Regions from separate parts of the Homo sapiens genome. Here region 2 is linked to region 1. Evidence: chromatin loops called from intact Hi-C (ENCODE). Cell type or tissue: Caco-2. All regions are shown on one strand. Links, peaks and the distances in the headings refer to the core of each region. The heading gives the core; the rest is flanking DNA. Region 1 overlaps FHIT (fragile histidine triad diadenosine triphosphatase). Region 2 holds the start of LOC105377115 (a long non-coding RNA gene).

What was found. Hi-C counts contacts between places; a loop is a spot of excess contacts. Peaks named below come from ENCODE experiments on the same cell type or tissue, not always from the same donor. Only the 100,000 strongest peaks of a DNase experiment are listed, where the experiment ranks them.
Region 2: it touches region 1 in a loop (4-fold over the local background); 2 of 110 quality-filtered maps call a loop at or near these places.

What each region holds. Positions count from the first base shown.
Region 1 is chr3:60,749,558-60,760,649 of GRCh38, forward strand. All of the region lies in intron 4 of FHIT (fragile histidine triad diadenosine triphosphatase), which reads right to left. Among named protein-coding and RNA genes, the nearest start is that of MIR548BB, 140 kb to the left of the region's middle. In Caco-2, for the core only: CTCF peaks have their summits at 5,781 (motif pointing right) and 5,993; a DNase peak (open chromatin) is centred at 5,764.
Region 2 is chr3:61,289,811-61,300,902 of GRCh38, forward strand. All of the region lies in intron 6 of LOC105377114 (a long non-coding RNA gene), which reads right to left. It overlaps LOC105377115 (a long non-coding RNA gene), which reads left to right and starts at 8,680. Exons shown (of 3, transcript XR_001740726.2): 1 at 8,680-8,854. RefSeq lists a silencer at 9,565-9,859. In Caco-2, for the core only: no CTCF peak of the experiment used is centred there; a DNase peak (open chromatin) is centred at 5,121.

The DNA.
Region 1 (11,092 bases), core at 1,747-9,746:
AGCATTAAGCCAAGATGACAGAGAGATCATTGTCACCACTAACACAAATAAGGAAGCCAGTCAGGAGAAAGTACTAGTTTGAAGGGGGAAATTTTAAACATGCTGAATAAGACACAGCAGGAAAAATCTCTAGGAGACAATTGGAAACGTGGAACCAGAAAACCAGAAAGTGATCAGTGCAGGAAATGCAACTTGGGAGTCATTTGCCTAAAGCCATAACTTGAAGCCATAGTAAATGTGGGTATATCTCCAAGGATTAAGGAATAGAGAAAGAAGACTAGAAGGTAAGCAACAAATCTTAGTTAATACTCAAATTTAGATGGTCTGCATGTGACATTAACAAGTGAAAGATACAAAGAATTAAGATTAAAGTGCCCAGTATAAGTCTGACACTAAACTGGGAACTTTTTCTATGTCATTTTATGACGTAGGCACTACCTCTATTTCATTAAAACCAAGGCTGAGAGTAATGTATCTTGTCAAAGCCATATAACTAGTAGACAACAGAGATGGGATCAAAGGCATGTTGCCTCACTCAGGGACCATCTGACTCATGCCTTCATGGACAGGACTGTGGGATGGAGGGCAATGGAGGAAGAGTTTTCAGGAGTGCATAGGATGAACGTAGTCAAAGGCAATGGGGACCGAGAAGAGGCCACTGAATTCTGAGTCCTCTGAGAGGACTCACCTCTCAGAAATAGTTGCAGTATAAGGTCTAAAATCAAGGCCCCCATATTTTGTGCTGCTTTGACATATGGAGAAATTCAGGAGGGCCTCAAATGACCTAATGACAAGTTCCCCTCCTGACATGGTTTGGCTGTGCCTCCACCCAAATCTTATCTTGAATTGTAACTCCCACAATTCCCACATGTTGTGGGAGGAACCCAGCAGGAGGTGATTGAATTATGGGAGCAAGTCTTTCCTGCACTGTTCACATGATCATGAATCAGTCTCACAAGATCTGATGGTTTTTAAAATGGGAGTTTCCCTGCACAAGGTCTCTCTTTGCCTGCTGCCCTCCATGTAAGATGTGACTTGCTCCTCCTTGCCTTTAGCCATGATCATGAGGTCTCTCCAGCCATGTGGAACAGTAAGTCCAATAAACCTCTTTCTTTTGTAAATCACCCAGTCTCCGATATATCTTTATCAGCAGTGTGAAAACAGACTAATACACCTCCCAGCTCTGCTCCTGCAAATAAAGTCCCCCAGCCAAACAACCCTCCCTGTCATGTGAACCAGGCATGGTTCCTGCTTATTCCTCTTATTCCGGAGTAGTGGATTTCAGTTTCCTGCCAGCCTGCAGAATTATTCAGACAAGCCGACTTCATCCTCCCATAGAAACAGGGATAATCCCACCCCTCTTAATACTAAAGCCTTCTTCCCACATCCCCTGATTGCTCACTGTGTTCCCAAGTGCAACTCCCACGTGGACCTGTGTGGCACTCAGGGTCCTTCCTCCCTGGGCTGTGAGTATATGTGACTAACAAACTGCTGTCTCACTGGTCCAGTGTTGTTCAGTCATCTTTCTAACCCTAGGGTGGGACCCTTTCTCACCAACCAGGTAAGTCGAGAGTGGTTAGAACAACAGAAGACACCAGAGTGTTTACTGTGGAAGTAACATGGGTGAAATGCTTCACTTTAATAACTACTGGCTTTATTACAACTGAAGAAATCTGAGAAATGGATGATTACTCTTTTCTAATTTTATATAGGAGGAAACTGAGGAACAGAGAGGTGTTCAATGGATACTTAGAGTGAGACAGCACCAAATTATTTTTCTCACTTTAATGTTGCATTGTTCTCAAATATTTTTTTTACAAGATCCTTTCCAGATGCTTCTATGAGAATCACATATATCCAGTATTTACAGAAAGCCATTGCAAGCAATAAGGAAAATCCAAAAAGCAAAATATGGGCAAAGGATAGGAACAGATAATTTCCAAAAGAAGAAATAGGAATGCCAATGATGGCATAATGTCCAACCTCACTATGAATCAAAGAAATTCAAACAAAAATTACAACAAATATTTTTGTCCCTTTTTGGTTGAGAAAGCTTTATACTACCCACTGTTGGTGAGATTTTAAGGAATTGGAGATGCTCATACACAGATGGGATAAGTAGAAATCAGTATCTCTCTGAAAGGCAGGGTAGCAACTTTCTCAAAATCTTTAATGGTAGTATTTTATGAAAAAAAAATTCATTCGTAGGATTATATCCAAAGGAAACAACTTGTGAAATTCATAAATGTATATGGATGAGAATGCTTATTCATTGTTTTTTTATAATATAAAAAAACCAGAAACAATCTAAATGCCCATCAAAAGGGGATAGGCTAAGTAAGTTGTGGTACACCTATAAAATAGAATACTATGCAGTCTTTTAAGTGGAAGATGTAGATGTATATTTATCAACATAGGAAGATGATATTTGGTTTTAAAAACTAGGTTATAAAGCTGCAGGTGGAAGAGTACACATATTATGTAAAATGTTTATAAAATTTTGTGTTTTTCTACGTACACGCATAATGAGACATTTGTTGGGAAATTTGCAAAGTTTTAGTATTCCATAGTCTTCAAATTTCAGGTGAGTCTTACTCTCTTCTTTAGTTTATCCCAAAGGCACATATCAGTAATCAGGAAATAAAAGGTTGTTTTCACTGGGGGTGGGGGAACACATGGAGAGGAATGAATAGGTCACCTCAAAAAGAAAGCATACTTCAGGAAGAACTTACACAAATTACACAACATACTTTGCTTTTGCACTTATTTTTTATTTCCCAACAGATAACACGTGAAATTCCAGAAAGGGGAGAATCAATTGTGCATTCGATTTTTCACAGGGAGCTCATGAAACTAAGGCTTCTGTGCAGCAGCAGGGCCATGGAGTGGAAACTGGAAGGCGACTGGGGTCAGTAGGTGCTGGCCAGTCCCTCTCTGATTGAAAAGGACATGTGAAGGGTGCCAAGTGAGACCTCCTCTCCAAGTTCTCAACAATGGCTACTTTTTTGCGTTTTATTTTGTGAACAATTCGAACCCACAACCCTGGATACATTCCACTTGTGTAGGTTTCCCCTTCAGACAGCAAATGCTGCTGTTTCCAAATCCAATCATGAGTGTTTGCTGTTGGAGCGCTTGGTGTAAGGCATGTGTGTCCTATAAAATATGTTTCTCAAAACTTAACTTTTTAAGAAATCAGTCACTGGTTTATCTCCCAATTCTATCACCCAGAAGAAGAGAAAGATGCCAAAACAGATCCCACAGAGAGTTTCATTCTGAAAAACAGACATTTAATGTAGTTATTCTGAAAAAAATACAAACTGTATTATGTCACTTTAGAAATTTCAAAATAGAGATCTCTAGGTATCCCGTTAGGCATCTGTCGTGCTCCCAATTACATTACTTTCGACAGCCCTAAGAGAAGCAATATTTATTGGCCTACTAAGTCTTTAAGAATGCAAAACTTAACCCATCTGGAACTAGTTGTGTTGTTGGCTCCAGGGTTCCTTACATCAGAACAAATTCAGACATAAACTCTGGGACAGTTCTTGAATATTGCATGAAGGTGAGTTGCAGGCATTCACACAACACAGCATTGTCTTTTAAAGCATTTTTATAAAGCAGATCCAAAGGCTGGCAAACCTTTCCTTCACCATAAAGGAAATCTAGGCTAAAGGGGAAAATAAGAAGTTTATGAACTATTAAAAAAATAAAGCTGTGGAGTTAGGGAGTTATGGATTAGGTTCCAATCCATTAATTCTTTTATTCTCTGGCAGAGCTGGCTGAAGATGTGCAGCCCTCTGGCGGGTAACAGAAACATTCATGTCCAGAACAATCACAAAAAGGGAGAGAAATGGCTGGCAGAGCAGAGGGCGGATCCACTCATTTGGATGTTAATTTATACAGAAATCTGGAATTCAATAATCTCACATCCCCCAGGTAAGGGAGCGATCCACTCTCCAATTTCATTTGGGAGTTCTATTACATTAAGCAATATTCTGTTTGGCCAGACATGCCATTCTTCTCTTGAAGGAAATTAATTTCTTGATTCTTCCATCTAATAATCTAATATAATCCCAAGTCAGTGCTTTAAGTTTTCTCATGACACTACTAGACAAAATAAACTCTGAAGTACCTCTTGTGGGAACTCACAAGATACAGATGAAAACAAAAGAAGAAAGTAAAATTGAAGAGGGTGAGGCCAGGGACAATTAGGTATTGAACTGCCTGCCCTGCCTCTGACACATGATACATGTGATTTGTTAAGACGATTTTCTATCCTTAACTCTTCACTAAGTAGGGCTGCTTTACAATTTCCATAGGAAATTTATTTTTAAGTATGTAAGGCCTGTGAACAGGATAAATAAAAGATTACAAGGAAAAAAAAAAGCAGTGATTTCTGGTTGTTTAAAAGGCAACTCAACAAGCCTTTCCCAGCAAAAGGAAAAGGTCAGGATCAATAAAAGGGCCTTTCCTTTGGGAGGAGATCTGTTTTCAATTTAACAAAAATAAATCCTTATGGTGTAGTCTTCTGAAGACCAAGGAAACATCAAGCTATACAAGGGATCTGGCCTTACCAGGATAAGAAAACTTCTTCATTTGATATTCTCCAATAATATCAAAACAAAGTAAACTGTACCCACTTTGCACTCTTTCTCGGCCCCCTGCCTGTTAGTGAAAGGCCAGTTAACCTGAAAAATGAAAACCAGCTCTTAAATGTAAAGATGATACTACTCATTGATGCAATGTTATCCTGATAGTGGCTTTTCAGAGATATCATCTTAAGCGTGATATCAACAGGGGGAATCTCACATACGAGTAGAGGCTGGTTTAGAAAAATCCTGCAGGATATGGAGTGTCTTTGGTGACAGAAGTCATACTCTTAAAGGTATCTTGGTCAAACTCATCATCTCTTACTCTTTTTATATTAGCCGGGCGTGGTGGCACATGCCTGTAATCCCAGCTATTTGGGAGGCTGAAGCAGGAGAATGGCTTGAACACAGGAGGCAGAGGTTGCGGTGAGCTAAGATCGCGCCACTGCACTCCAGCCTGGGTGAGAAGAGTGAAACTCTGTCTCAAAAAAAAAAAAGTACTGGCTCAACTACTATGATGAGAAGCTTTTGGGAGATACTCAGTGGTAATGTCAGCCTTATTTTCTGTGGCAAATCTGAATCTTTGCTGCCGTAACACAGTTGTTTTCAACATTTACCCTTTCTACACTCATAGGCACACACACAATTTTAACTGATGAATTCATAGAATTCATAAACCTGACAGTGTCCCATTGCTGGAACCTTAGTCATACCCATTCCTAGCTCTTGCTAACTATAACTTCTCCATTTTTCCTTCCTCTCAAGAAAGTATATTAGATTGCAAGGTTGCAAGAGAGTAAGAGTCTTAACCTTAAATATGCTTTCATTTATTAGAAAAAAGGAAATCATCTGCATCCTTCAGCAATTTAAATATTATTAGAGAAAAACCTGGTGGGATTCAGCATCAAAGTTATTCTCCTTTCTGGCATGACCTCCTCTCAGCACTTCTTCAAGTATATAAATCCTACCAATACCTCAAGGTCCATCTACTCTGTATTCTGAAAATACTCCAATCTCCTCTCCCTGGAATCTACCAGGACTCTCAAACTCAAGTGTTTTCCAGCAGTCAGGAAAGTTAGTTGCATGCTGCAGGCCAATTTTCAGGCATGTGTGTTTACTGGATGAGTGATGAGGACATGACAACAGAAGAGAACACGTCCTCCCTGAAGGGGGCAGCAGCCAGTCAGTCCCATCCCATTGCTGTCAGGTGGGAATGCAGGCCCATAGCTACCCGATCTTCCAATGTTTTAAGATAAGTCGAAAATCTGCATTCTATGGATAATATCTCAACTTCAAATGTTGGCTCACTTAGGATGACAATGACTCTGTGATCTGCATTGGACCCATGGAACCACTAATTTGCAACCTCTGGTTTCTACAAAACATGAAGCTGACTGATAAATGACAAGCTTGTGCCATTTATCAGCAAGTGTTTGCTATTTCACATCATCAGTCACATCAGTATTTCAGAGAGCCATAAATAAATGTATAAGTTATAGGTAACAAAAATAAAGCAGGGCTTTAACTTAATTATCTTTAATTTAGCTTATTTAAAGTTTCAAATAACATGTAAAGAGGGCCTGAGATATTTATATTTAGAAATTTAGAGACATTGGTTAAATAAGTTAAGGAACAATGAGCCAGACTCTGAAGTCCCAGCAAGGAGGGACTGTATCTTTGTTTTATTCAGTACCTATCAAGAGTGCTAAGTACACAGGTTTGAATGGAACTGATTTGAATCATTTAAGGAAAAAGGTTCCAGACAAACATTGCATGCATTAGAAACTGAGTATTTCCCGATTAAACATACACCACCCTTACATTTCCAAAGTGTCAGCAAAGCATTCTGTTCTTTGGTCAAATCTTGTAAAAGCCACTTACTCCTAAATATTTTTACTTTGTAACCTTCACCGTTCCAAGTTCATCTAAAAGAATAAAGAAAATACCTGGCACAGAGAATGCATTCAAAGTGTATTAGTTAAATTTCACTAAAAAGAAGTAAACAAAAGACAAAAAACTTCAATGCATCTTGATTCTCTGTAGAGAGAGCACCTTGTGGCTTGGGCTTCTTCTATCAAACACATACCCACACCTTTTTGTCAGATAAACTCATTTGGTTTTTCTTGTGTAATGGGGTGAGTATTGTACAAGGTTTCAATGCCTTTTTTTTCCAACTCACATTGTCCCTTAGAAGCTCGAAGTACTAACAAAGTGCTTCACCACACAAAAGTGCTGTCTACATTTGTCTGGCAAATACGATGCCAAACGAAAAGCCTGATGAGTCTGCAATTCGTCATGGGCATGATCAAGCTCCAGGCTGCTTCCACCAGAGAGCAAATTCAACATTATAAAGGAAGTGTGGACAGGAAAGCCTTCCAGCAAGATTCTCAGAATATGGACATGAGATTCAAAGACTAATAAAATGGGTTGGGGAGACGGTATTGATGAAGAAGCAGCCGGAGAGGAAAAAAGGAGGATTTGAGCAGATGTCTGTCACTAAAGAAAGTGAAAGACACAGAGGAAAGAGAAGATCTATGTTATCACCTGTGATCCTAAAACAACTCTAGGAATTAGGCCGCATTATCCTTGCTTTTATAGAGGAAGAAAATGTGGAACAGAAAAGCTGAATAACTTGTCACAGTCTTACCCAGCCAATTAGTGGCTTAACTGGAGTTTGGCCAGGTCTTTTTGTCTGTATAGCACAAACCTTGTGACCACACAGCACTAACTTCCAATAAGTCACCCAAAAAGTCAGCTGCATGTAATTAGCTCTGCTGTGAAACTATGGACTGGGGAAAGGGCATTGTTCATTTGTTAGCTTAATTTTTGTTAAAGGCATACAAGACCAACCACAAAAAAAGAAAAACAAAAACAAAACAAACAAACAACAGCAAAAAAAAATCAGCCAGAGCTGTAGAAAATCAACTCTGTCATTAGTAAGTATATTTTATTCAAGTATGTGTTATTAATATATTTGAGATCTCCCAAATACTAAAGAGATAGAAATTTAGATACATTGGAGATAAACTTCAAGTAAGCTATTTTTTCACTATTGCATAAATGGGAAGATATTTTCATTGAAAATAATGTTCCTTTACTCAATCACCCAATATTTATTGAGAAACCACCTGGGCCAGACATTGTTCTGAATTCTGAAGATCAGAGAGTGAACAAGAAGCAACTGACTTTGTTTTGTTTACAGTTCAGATTGAACAAAGCAATGGCAACAGAGAAAGAAAGAGAAGCCATTTATGGTTTGTGATAAATGCTGTGAAGGAAATATTTTCTGATAGAGAATGAATGGAAAACTTCCTTTAGGCAAAGAGGACAGGAAGGGCCTCCTTAGGTGATTGTGTCTAAATGAGTCAAGCATGTCGAGGGTTGAAGAAAGGGTGCTGCAGGCAGAGAGATAAGAGTATGCTAAGAGCCGGTGAGGACACTGAACTTAGCTCTTCCTGGGAAGTGGCAGCCCCTTGAGTTGGTGCAGTGACCAGGGTGGACATGTGTAGTATAAGCTTCAGGGAAGAGGTGAGTAGAAACCAGCCAGCCCCTCATGGGTCTGGTATACCACTAGAGTGCGTTTGGAATTAATTGTAAGCACAAGAGAAAGCTGTTGAATGATTCAGTCTTCAACAAGGGAACAACATGAACAGATTGGTGGTTTTATTTTGGCTGCCATGTGAAGAATGGATGACACGACACTCGCATAGAAGTGGAAGACTAGTCTAGAGTTTGGAAGATAGCACTTGGACGTCCTGCTGGATGCCTGCCATTACCCTCTGGATCTGCCCTCCACCCTTTCCTCGCCTGTTGCCTGCCTCAGAGGCTGGCTTACATGGACTACGGCCCAGGGCTCTCTAGCTTCCAGTTAGTTTGGTCAATGGGAAACCCCAGCCAGAGATCAGAAGGGAGGAGAAAGAACTTAGGATATTAGTCCCTCAGCACCCTGTCACCTCCAAGCAGAGTTTCTCACAGGTTGGTTGTATCCCACCACCCAGGGCTGCTGGTCCTTCAGGTGGCCTCTGCCAAGGGGCCTGTCACACAGCTCTCCCTCAGGTCCCAATAACCTTCCCTCTCCTATGCCTCTTTCCTCCCCTTTACCCTTCAGGAGTTGAGTAGCATCAGAAAACGCTGCAGCTAGCCCCAAGGTACTGCACTCTGTCTTGTAGTTTGAAAATGCTACCTTTGTTAAACTCTAGTCAAATTACCCAATGTATGGATGCCATCTGTTTCCTGTGGGGCTGACTGATACAGGAAGAGAGAAGCAAGATACTATTTTGACACGTTCAGTTACTGTGATCCTTGAGTAACATTCTGTTTAGCTTGAGTTCATATAACTCAAAAGGTTATCAAGGAAATCTTACACCCTTTTACCTTTTTAGGAGAAGCAACAAATTCACCAAAGAGGTAAAATGCCAAAATCATGGGCGTGCGGATTCAGAAAATAAAATAAGCATTAGTGGTCATCAGTATTTGATTTCAGGCCAATTGTTAGAGCTGTCGCTTAAAAATTTAGATGTACATTTCTCATTCCATGTTTCATTTATTCAATCAATGTTTATTGAGTGCCTACTACTTGCAAGGCACTATTTTATGAACTAGACATAGAGCAGAGACCAAAACAAAATGCCTACTCTCTTGGAGCTTACATTCTGGGGGAGAATCAGAAAATAAACAACTCAATGATATCTTATGTGCTTATAAGAAATGGTTAACAGGAATAGAGAGTGGGAGATCAGCAAGAGGACTGCTGATTTATAAAAGACAGAGTAGGCCTTTCTTAAAAGGTGATAATCTGAGCAGAGATCTAAAGGAAAAGATGAAGCAAGCTACGGCGATGTCCAGGGCAAGTGTGTTCTGGGGGCGGAAATCATGAGATGACGAGGTGTGGGTGGCACTTTTGAGTACCAGTAGAAGGCCAGTGCCACTGTAGCAGAGGAAGTAAGGAGGACATTGGCAGCCTATGCAATCAGGGAGACGGCAGGGACAAGATGAATAGCCTCAAGAACTTTGGCTTCTATTTTGAGACAATAAGTTTTTATGGTTTTGAGTAGAACAGTGATAGGAATTGATTTAGGTTCAAGGGGCTCATTCTGGCTACTGTGTTGCAAATAAGGTGGCAAGGATAGAAATAGAGAACACTTACGCAAAAGTCTAGAGCAAAGATGGTGACTTAGACCAGGGTTGTAGCATTTATATTTGATATGCCATTTAAATATCCAAGGGAACATGAGTAGGCATGGGATGTGTAACCGAAGTCTAGAGTTGAAAGAAGAGGTCTAAGCTAGAGATAGAGATTTCGAAAACATCAGTATTTAACCTTGACAGTGGATGAGATTTTCTAGGAAGTGAGGAGAGCATTAAGAGACAAGTTTTTAAGGATGGAGCCCTGAGTCATTACAGATTGACAGATCAGAAAGAGGATGATGACCAGCAAGGAGACCAAAAAGGCCAGTGTGGTTAAGTGGGAAACCAAGAGGGTGTGGTGTCCCCAAAGCCAACTGAAAAAAAAGTATGTCACGAAGGAGGAAGTGATCAACTGTATCATGTACTGCTGATAGATCAAGTAAGAATAGAACTGAGTAGAAAAATGGATTTGGCAACCAAGGGGCCATGGATGACCCAGACAAGTGCATTCTGAGAAGCGGTGGGGATGAAAGTGGGATGGAGAGAACATGTGCAGGCAACTCCTCTGATGTTCTTTGCTGTAAATGGGAAGCAGAGAAACGTGGGAGCTGGAATGAATTATGCAGGCTTCTTTCTTTTTTTCTTTTCCCTTCCTTCCTTCCTGCTTTCCTTTTTTCCTTCCTTCCTGCTTGCCTTTCTCCCTTCTTTTCTTTCTTCCTTCCTTTATCTTTCTTTCTTTTCTCCCTCTCTTACTCTCTTTATTTCTTTTCTTTATCTCTTTCTCTTTCTTTCCATTTCTCTCTTTCCTTCCTTTGTTCTTTTTCTCTCTCCTTTCGTTCTTTCATCTCTTTAGTTTAGAGACACTACAGCATCTTCATATCCTCTCAGAATTGTCTAGTAGGGAGAGGAACCCAAATGATGCAGGAGAGAACAGATAATTGCGGAAGCCAAGTGTTTTTGTAGGCATGTGTTGAGGTTCACGGCACCATGAAGGCCGAGGGTGGAAGCAGAACAGTTCAGAGAGCACATGGTCTAGGAGCAGGTAGGCTAGTGAGAGCATGTGGAGGTTTCCTCCTGACTGAGCTTTGCTCAGTAAAACAGGAAGTAAGGGCATACACATAGCAGGACCAGCAGAGAGAAGCTATTGGAGATCTGAGAAAAGGGTGGGAAATAGTCATCCAGGGCAAGTGGGTGGAGTAGGGTCCTGCAGTAGGATTGCTGAGCAGTGTGTTGGGCTTTAAACTGCCTTTCATATGAATCCACAAATCCTACTAATATTAATGAAAGATATTAATTTTCATTTTTCCTGCTCCCGTCAGCTTAAAACGAAAAGTTTCTCTACTTAGCCCATGAGGAGTCAGAAAAGAAAAAGTAAT
Region 2 (11,092 bases), core at 1,156-9,155, 540 kb after region 1:
GAAATCCCAGCATGTGACAATTATGTCCTGAACCAAAGTTGTAGTAATGAAGATGAGGAGAAGAAATAGGACGAAGGTTAAAGTTATTGCAGATTGACTGGAGAGATAAGTAAAGGGAAGGACAAGGGAGACATAGGTTGCTTATTTGCAAATCTTGTGTTCTGTCGCAAACATCTAGGGGATAGAACCCATTTCTGGTTCATTCTAGTATCTCTCACTTAAGGATGCCTTGGTTGAATCCAACCTAGTGTGATGGTTAAGAGCTCAGATTCCAAAGCCAAACAGCCTGAGTTTGAGTCCTGGCTCTGACACTTACTAGCTGTATGACTTAAGCAATTTATCTGGTTCATTTGTGCCTCAGTTTCCTAATTGGCAAGATGAAGGAAATGATTAGACCTACTTCATTGGGTTGTTGTGAACATTAAATGAGCTATTCCATGCATAATACCCAGAATAGTTCTGGAGAATAGCAAGAGCTATATAAGTGGTTGATGGTATAGTCTCAATAAATATTATAACATTCAACTAACACTCCCCCAGAAAACATATATTCCAGGGGAAAATAAAAGGATCTTTTGACATAACTTATCTGGGTTATTTGCTTCTTGGTGCTGAAATGGAGAAAAGTTACAAGCTACTTTCTGTTAAAAAATATTACAACAATATTTTAAAAAGAACCCCCCCACCCCGCAAAAAAACCCTGACAGAATAAAAAATAACTGTTAACAGGCCAGAATCAAATTGGGAAAAGCAGGATGCCAGAAGGCAAAATCTGAAGCACATGCTATTTAATATCCTTATTAATGGTCTGAAGCACAAAATAAATTGTACATTATTCTTATTTGCAAAAAATCATAAACAGTGAAAAATAGATCAACAGTACAGAATAATCCAGAGACCTTGGAGAGGCACACCAGTTTAAATGTGATGAGTTCAATTTACAAGAACATAAAACAATACACTTTGGGAAAAATACTACGAGGCACAGACATAAACTGAGAATTCTTCTAAAAAGCAAAAAGGCTTAAGAGGATTTGGGGTGATAGTCTACAACAAATTCATGAGAGCTTCCAATGTGCTGCTAGTAGAAAAAGAAGGCAGGGAGGTAAATATTCTAGAAGAGGAGCAATACGAAATTACTGGTACTGAGAGAGCTGAATACTACATGTAGTAATGGCAGTTATTCCAAGTCACCTTATGATTTTCCCATTTCTGCTTTAGAGAAGTACCTAATGAAAGCAGTGTGGCCATTCTTCAAAGAGGTAAAAACAGAAATACCATTCGAACCAGCAATCCCATTACTGGGTATATAACCAAAGGAATATAAGCCATTCTACCATAAAGACATATGCACATGTTATGTTAATTGCAGCACTATTCACTATAGTAAAGATATGGAATAAACCTAAATGCCCATCAATGGTAGACTGGATAAAGAAAATGTGGTACACATATACCATGGAATACTATGCAGCCATAAAAAGAATGAGATCGTGTCCTTTGCAGGAACATGGATGGAGCCAGAGGCCATCATCCTTAGCAAACTAACGCAGGAACAGAAAACCAAATACCACATGTTCTCACTTACAAGTGGGAGCTAAATGATGAGGCCGCATGGACACAAAAAGGGGAACAACAGACACGGAGGTCTACTTGAGAGTGGAGAGTGGGTGGAGGGAGAGGATCAGAAAAAATAACTATCGGGTACTAAGTTTAGTACTCAGGTGACAAAATAATCTGTATAACAAACCCTCATGACACTGGTTTACCTATATAACAAACCTGCACATGTACCTCTGATCCTAAAATAAAAGTTAAAAAAAGAAATAAAAGTACCTAGCAATATTTCCCTCTCTATGAAAATGTACATCTTCATCTCTATACTTCTGAAATAGCAAGGAAACATAAAAAATAAGCCTGGGAAAACATAAACTGGGTTTTTTTTTTGTTTTTTGTTTTTTGTTTTTTCACAGCAGAAATAGGCTCCCAAGTGAGGAATTCCTTTAAGGAATTTGGATGAACAATAACACATTGTTGGAAGCTAGTTAGCTTCCCAAAAGATGAGTTATTATAGACATCAGGTTTTGCCATAGTTATCTGTAAAGGAACATCAAGGATAAACACATTGCATTCATTAAATTACTCATTAAGAAAAAATTTATTGAGCAAAATGTAAATAATAAAGGCAGGTGGTGTGTAATGTCTAGAGACACAAAAATGAGTGAGATATAATTCTCCTGCATGAAACAGGCCCTTCAGTAGATCATTATAACCTGGTATGGAAAATACAGCGATGGACAAACACACAGCAGGAACCCAGAAAGTGTAAGCTCTAACCCCAAGCGGCGGGGAGAGCAGTGCAGAGCAGAGATGGGAGATGCTCTAAGCAGTTTTAGAGGCTGGAGGTTCAGGCTGAGAAAGGTGAGAAGTGACACCAAAATTTAAAAAAAAAAAAAAATCACTGGGTCCTTAAAGAGTCACTGACAAGTGTTAAGTCAGGAAGGGTGAGAGTCAATTTGAGGTTTTATAAGGATCACTCTGGCAGCCAGTTTGGAGGCTGAATTTGAAAGAACAAGTTTGGAAAGAAATGGCACCTAAGAGTCCAGGTGAGCAATGCTGTAAGTGACATCTGGCTTTTTTGCCTGGGCTGCATCCACAGGCGGCCTCATTTCTACGGAAAGAGCACTCTGCATTGGCCTTGGGGAAGACCCTTTCTGCAGGGTCTACACTGCACTGGCTGCATCCTTGGTTTAGAAAGAAATAGGCAGGAGACCCAAGCTAGGCTAATTATAATCGTATCATCCTTTCTCTCTCCCTGGAACTTAAATCATGTGCCCAAAAACTAACAGACGGAAAGCAATGAAGCTACTTTACCACTATGGCAGTGTCCTTAGGAGACCTCACTATTGTCTGTCACCAACATTCCCTGAACCCCCTTCTTGTCCTTCTATAACCCTTCTTGCCCTTCCTGAGGCCTCAGCTTTTTCCTTGGATTCTGAGACCCTCTCCTGCCCCCTCACTTTTTTTTTTTTTTTGCTTAAGTTAGCCAAATCCCATTCTGTTACTTGCAACTACAGAAGTCAAACTAATAAAGGACTGAGTAATCCTTAGGAGATTTAATAAGTTTCTATACACAAAATAACTACATACTTATTAAAAATATATAAAATAAAATTGTTTCTATATGTTGAACTATTTTTAGGTAAGTATGGCTAGGAATACAATCATATTCACACATACAAGTTTTTCTAAGGCAGTATGTACCAAATTACAAATATTTAAAAGTCCTGAAACTGGCAAAAAAAAAAAAAAAAAAAAAAAGAGCAAGCATTTATAACTACAGTTGACCCTTGAACAACATGGGGGTTAGGAGCGCAGACTCCTGCACAGTCAAACATCCACTTATAACTTTTGATTCCTCCAAAACTTAACTACTAATGTCCTACTGTTGACCAGAAGCCTTACCAGTAACATAAAGCATGAATACACATTATATATGTTATATAATGTATTCTTACAATAAAATAAACTAGAAAAAAGAAAATGTTATTAAGAAAATCTTACAGAAGAGAAAACCTACTTACTATTCATTAAGTCAAAGTGGATCATCATAAAGGTCTTCATCTCATTGTCTTCACATTGAGGCTGGAGAGGAGGATGGAGGGGAGGGGCTGGTCTTGCTATCTCAGGGGTAACAGAGGTAGAAGAAAATTCATGTATAAGTGGACCCGTGCAGTTCAAACCCGTGTTGTCTGAGGGTCAACTGTACTTCAAATCAATCTTTTTTAAGTTTAACTGTAAAATTTATGTTTTTAAGACACAAGTAATTTTACTTTCCAAAATAATGGGTTTCCCCAGTTAGTATTAGAAGATGTTTAAAGCTCTACTCCAAATCCCTTAAAAACTTATTGAAGAGGCACTAAAATAAAGTCATGACATCAAGAGAACTATTGAACAGTAGGCTCCCCAGGCATTTCCCCTCAGGGAAAATGGGTAGAGTACTTAAAATAATTTTTTCCATTAGGTATAGCAATGAATCAATTTAAAATTATTGAGTGGCCGACATTGTAACACAGAGGAATAATGTTCTGGAAGTCTCATTTAAATTACTGACATCAGATATTTGAAAATGAATGACTATGGAATCTGCCCATAGGTAAGACACCATGTCTGCAATTATTCTTTCAATTTCAACTAGGGAGATATGCTTTTAAAAGCTTAAAATGAAAGGGGTTTTTTTTTAATTACATTTCCCATTGTATGTATAATTGTACAATCATGGACACAGACAGGGCCCTTCTCTTTCTCTAATAATTGGAGATTTTACAGTGAAGGCCACCCTGACCCAGGAGTTAAATACCAGCTAGATACAGAAGGTCAGGTCACACTCCTGCTCAACAATCTTTAAGGGTTTTCCATTTCTGTCAGGACAGGTACACACTGATATGTAGCTTTCAAGGACATCTGTCATCCTTTCCAATTTCAACCTGAGGCACTGACAAAAATATGCTCAATTTCTTGCCCTTAGATCCCTTCCTGATGTATTCTTTCCCCACTGCCACCATTTCTGTCTGTCTGTCCAAATCCAGCCAGTGCTTAAAGATCACCTCCACTTTTATCTCCTCTGTGAAGATCACTGCAGCCACGCAGACCACTCTGGTTTATTCCTCTTCCAATTTCCTTCTAAACTTACATCCTTACCAGTCACTGGCAATCATCAAACATCATCTAGTATCATGACTTTTCTTGTTATCATGTTCATTACTATTTCCATGGCTAGGACATTCATTCATCCATCAAATATTCCCTGAATTCCTGCTAAATGCAGACATGGTCCTCCGAACAGAGAATCCAACTACAAGCAAAGTAGACATAGATATAGTCTAGTTGAGAGACTGTTTTTTTAATTATTATTCAAATAATCATTCAGTTGAGAATGAAATTGTTGGTGTCCAGTGAGATAACTCCCGCTTTAAGTAATAGAAAAGCTTCACCTGAAATTGGCAAAAACAATATGAACATTTGCCACCTCTCGAGGAAAATTTGGTGGTAAGGTGACTCCACCTGCTTGCTGGTGTCTCAGAGCTGCCCTCCTCTTTCTGTGGGCTCCATCTTCAGGCTGGCATCAGCATGACTGCAGCTGTTCCAAGCAGCTCATCCTGGTCAGCAGACGCAGAAATGGACTGTTGCCTTCTGAATCCTCTTCTTTTTCCGAGTCTCGCACTGTCGCCCAGGCTGGAGTGCAGTGGCGCGATCTCGGCTCACTGCAAGCTCCGCCTCCCGGGTTCACGCCATTCTCCCGCCTCAGCCTACCGAGTAGCTGGGACTACAGGCGCGCGCCAGCACGTCCGGCTAATTTTTTTTTTTTTTTTTTTTTTTTTTTAGTAGAGACGGGGTTTCACCGTGTTAGCCAGGATAGTCTCGATCTCCTAACCTCGTGATCCCCCCGCCTCGGCCTCCCACAGTGCTGGGATTACAGGCGTGAGCCACCGCGCCCGGCCTAAATCCTCTTCTTAACAGCAAGAAATAGCATCTCTAAAGTCACCTAGCACGTATTCCCTTTTGTTTCATTGGCCCAAAGTGGGTTATGTGCCCACCTCTTAACCAATCATTGTCAATGGGATTTACAAGGAGATGGAAATAAGGTGATCCGCCCCTGAGTCGTGCAGGAAGGAGCAGATACTGGAGCAAAATTCAGATTTGGTTATTACAGGAAAAGGTGGGGATGTATGATGAGCAGGCAACTAGCTGTGCCTGATGCAACTACCTAACAACCAAGTAGGGGCAATAAGGGGAAGAAATGTGATCTCATGAGAGTAAGTACAAAGGGACTTACATAACAAAGGACACAGACTGGTGTACAATGGAGAGAAGTGGTCACCTATGCCAGATATTTAGGAGGTTAAGCTTCCAGGCCTTAACAGTGAAGTGGATAGCACGGTGAGAAGGATGGCAGCATCGGAAATGACTTCCATTTTTCTGGCTTGCATCTGCCTTGAATCAGTCAACTAATTGTTAGGACGATTTTCTGAGCTAGGAAACTTTGGAAAGAGACTAAGAGGGGAAGGAAATTAAATCACAATCCCAGTTTTGTGCATGCACATGTGTGTGTGTGTGTGTGTGTGTGTGTGTGTGTGTGTGTGTGTGTGTGTTTAATCCTTTGAGACATTCAAGAAGCAATGTCAATGAGGCAGTTGGGTGTATAGTTCTGGAGCTAGAGGAGCTATCTGGGCTGAAAGTGCAAATTTGTGAAACATCTGTTTATTGAAGCCATGGGAATGGATGAGATTTTCCAGATGGAGAAAGTAAAGACTCAGAAAAGGAGATGGCTCTGGACTGAATCTCGAGAAACTCCAATATTTAATGACAAGAGAAAAAAAAATAGCTGAAAAGAGGGTGGAGACAGAGTTGCCAGAAGATAGTAGATTGCAAACTAACTGGGGCAAGAACTTTTGTATCCTCCATCTGCCCCTCCAACAATAGCTAGCACATGCCGTACTCATTGCAAGCACTCCTATCATATTTCTTAATTGGCTACAATTACTCCTTTCATTTAAACTCCTTTAACTAATAATCATCATAATTCATACCCTTAAAAATACCATTATTACCAAATTATAATATCTTTAATATACAATGTAGCACTTCATTTGACCCATATGGATTACAGCCATGAGAACTGCACTTATTCACATACTTGTGTTTATTTCCCCAGCCACACAGTAAACTCATCATTGGCAATGACCAGCTCTTATATTCTTTTTGTTCTCAAGGTCATAGCACAGTATTTTACCCACAGTAGCCCTTTAGCAGATGCTTCTCGAAGGTACTTAAATTTATTCTGACATTTCCCGTATATTTATAATGTCCTTTATTCTAGGCAATAGAATAGACTTACTGTTCTTGTATTGAGTTTACAGCCAGGCCTACCTTATGTTGCAATAAAAAGGCCTAAGATGAGGAACCAACTAGTCTATTTCTAATCCAAACCCATCACATTTCCAAGGTCAAAATTATCAAAAGGCATTTTTTCCTTAACTGTGCCTTTGCCATTTAATCTGCAGCTCATTATTTTTCTAATAGAATGGTTAATAATTTACCAAGTACAAAAATGAAGATTGTGCCTTCGAAGAAACATGCCCCCCTCCCTTTTTTAACCAGATAATTGCTAGTAACATTAGACTGCTGTCAATCAAGCAACACCATTCTAATTTTATGCTCTAAAATGCATTAGGAGTCATTTATTCTCTGTCCCTTTAATAGCCAACATTTCAAATTAATTTTAGAAACTCAATAGATAATGACTGTAGGCTGTCCCATTTTTAAGAAGCTAGGTCTTAAACTCAACCTGTGGTCATCAGTGGACATCTGTCCACCTTGGGATCGCCAGTAGAGATGTGTCAAACCCATTGTCTTCTGTGCCTCTAGAATCATTTTAAGTAAAGGAGCAAATAAATGCCTGTCTGTATAGGTAACATAAAAATGTCACTGCATGCATTTTAAGGAAGAAATCCATCTTCAGGAAAACAAAAGCATGGCATGGTCAATAATGAAGAAGAGAGTTGGTGAACACCGATATTTAAGTCTTACCATGAAAACAGCCAAACCAGAAATTTCAGAATACTTCTCTCCAAGACTATCGGAATTTCACAGTGCATCAATGACGTTTTCACTAGGAAAACACCCAGCTCACACTTTTACCATTTGTGAGGACCCAAAACGAAAGAGCTGGGTATGTTATAAGGTGCTTTGGTGCCAACCTGTATAATTTACCTGCTTTGTATCCTAAAGCTTTGTGTCTAACAGGTCATCAGTTAAGCTATCAATTAGTCAGTAAAACCCATATTGAGAACCTTCTGTAAGTGCATGTGGAGAGGAAGCAAGGCTGTACCAGCGAGCTTTCCAATCTGGCACCTTTCATTAAATTCTAAAGTCACTTGTCTTTGTCTCTGTATTAAAAGAAATAATTTCATGTCCAGTCCCACCTTTAAAAAGTGACAGAAATCAACCATTCAATATTCATTAGTTCTTCTTGGCAACCCCATTTAGCTAATGGAAAATCAGGTACATTCATGTGCAATTATTAGATATTGAAAAATTATAAAATGTCCAACTTCTCTTTTTACAGCACACACACTCCCAAGTTGTACTCTACAGTTATGAAATAAACACATGCAGCTGCAACATCTCAATAGACCTTCAGATAATTGGCAAGTTTTCAGTTTGCTGCATCTACTTGTAGCATGAAAAGCAGCCAGGGATTAGAACTTCTTCATCAATTTAACTCTGCTGTACTTTTTCCTGCAAAGCTATATGCCTAGTTCTCACAATTGTACTCGAACTAGGTGAAAGCTTAGGAGGGTGGGCAGAGGTGGGGAACTCTGTATCACTTCTACACTCTGATGGTTAATTTCAGGTGTCAACTTGATGGGTTAGGGAATACCCTGATAGCTGATAAAGCATTATTTTAGGCCATGTCTGTGACGGTGTTTCCAGAAGAGACTGGCATTTAAATCAGTGGACTGAATAAATAAGAACCACTTTCATCCAATGTGGGTGGGCACTATCCAGTGTTGAGGGGCTTGTATAGAACAAAAAAGCAAAGGAAAGGTGAACTGGAGTGCACTCCCTCTCTCTCTCTCACTAAGACACCCTTCTTCTCTTGCCCTTGTACCTCAGAACTCCAGATTCTTGGGTCTTTGGAGTCTGGGACTGACATCAGCGGCCCCCCAGATTCTCAGGCCTTTCAGCCTTGGACTCAGAATTACACCATCTGCTGAGCCACACTACTGGCTTCCCTGGCTTTCCAGTGTGCAGACAGCATATCGTGGGACTTCTCAGTCTTCATAATCATGTGAGCCAATTCCCCTAATAAATGCCCTCTCATTTATCTATCTACCAACCTACCTACCTTTATCCTATTAGTTCTGTTTCTCTGGAGAGTTCTAACTAATGCACACATTTTCTTGACATAGCCACTAAAAGGCCAGTGACTGGGAGAGAGGTCCACATTGGTGGTTGATGTCATTCACTCTGGAGTGTCTGGGGTCACCTATGTGATTTACAGCAATCTGCCTCATGTGTCTCAGACTCAGCTTCTTTGTCTGGAAGATAGAGATAATACTAAGGCCAGGGCCAGGGCTAGGGTGAGGCAAGTGGGGCACTTGCCTCAGTAGCAAAATATACGAGAGTGCCAAAAACTCAGTAGTCAAGATTAATAATATTGTCATGCAATATTTCTTTTAAAGTCAAATTGGTCATCTACAGCAATCTATTTTCATAAAGAAAGCTTCACTGGAGCCAGGGCCAGTTTTAGGGTGATGCAAATGAAGTAGAGTCATGCAAGTACAAGGTTGGATCCTGTCTTTAGTTAAAATGTTGACATTTTGTTTAGCATTAATCGTTTTTGGATTAATTTTGAGTTTTTAAAGTGTTGTGTGAAAATATTATTTATCTCCATGACTGAGTCTTTTGGTGCTCACCTACCTCACTCTAGCCCTGACTCTGATGAGCACCTGGCATTACTGGAAAGATTCGATGAAACAGTGCATCCAGATCTTGGCCCCTTGGTGTCTCCTCACTCCATATCCTCTTGGACCCCCTCAGCTGAGTGCACAGTGCCCATGCATGCTTCCAACCTCATATACCCAGCCTCTCTCTTTCTCTTCTTCAAAAATGCCAGGAATTTAATGCCTCCAGGGGGAACCCTCAACCACAGAGGACAGTAGTTGGTTAATCAATACCCTCATTCAACATATGAAGCTTTCTTCTAAAAGGCTGCTGACAAGCAGGGAAATACCGGGACTAGGATGAGGCAAGCAAGATGCTTACCTCTGGGGCAAAATTCAAGGAGGTGCCAAAACCTAAGTCACAAAACATATAGTGTTTTAATGCAATATGTTCATAAATAATGAGCCATCAAGCTTAAAAATAATGTGAAGATCCGCTTTGAACCCCAGAGTTGGTATACAGATTGTTTTAAGTTGAAGACATTTGAGATTCAACAGATGCAGAAAGAAGCCTTCTTGGGGCTTCCCTTATCTGACTAAAAGCACAGACTCCTGGGAAATGAGGCTGCCATAAATTCCCTCTTCAGGGCAGCTTTTACTCCCAGGAAGGAGACCAAGAGTAAACCTATGACAAATCCCTTCTTGAGGGAGTTTTATGACAATGAAGAAAATGAAAAGACCACTCAAACTTGCATAAACAAGTATACTACAAACTTTCTTCTCTCGCATTTATTTTTCTAGAAATCCATTTGTCTTTCCTAAAGACCTTCATCTGGTCCTCCCATAGAGGCCTTTTCTCCCTCCTCCCTTTTCCCTACTAAGTTAGATCTGTAAATCTCTAACCTTAACCATTAATCATTTATCCAGCTACTTCTTTTTTAAGATCATGTGTGCATATGAATAAACTCTTCTTTCTTCTGTTATTCTGTCTTTTGTCAGTTTAACTCACACGCCCACGGGTAATGAATCTCAGAAGGTAGAGGAAAAGTTTTTTCTGCCCCAATCATTAGAAATTATGATGGTTTGATTTGAGGAAGGTCTTATGCTGCACGTCATTTCATCTCTATCTGAGACTAAGGCTAGAAACATAAGAGTCTTCGAAATTAACAGAAGAAAAGGGTAGGGAGAGATAATGAGAGGAAGAGTCCTGTCTAATGTTCAAATGAACAGAAACTTTCAACTTGCCAGGGACTCTCTTCATTTTCCATTTTCAACATCATAACACTTTCCCCTAACAACAGATTATTTATTACATATGAAATTTATAGCTACGATGTTTTTTGCAAAGCAGACAATGAGACAAACATTGACAAACACATTTGGCCCCAAACACATTTTTTTTCCCTTTAGCCAAAAACCACTTTTTACTTTCTTGTTAAGAGAGGAAAACAAATCCAAATACGTGAAGCAAAGAAAGGGTCTATACGCGTGTTTTAATTAATTTGTTTCTCCCATCAACCTCGTTTTTAGAAGAAAGCCAAGTAGAGTCTGTGAAGAGCATGTATGGTATGTATGTCTAGTTCAGTGTCTGTTGGAAGAGCTCTCTTTCCTGTTTATACTCAATACCCTACAATGTAGTAAAC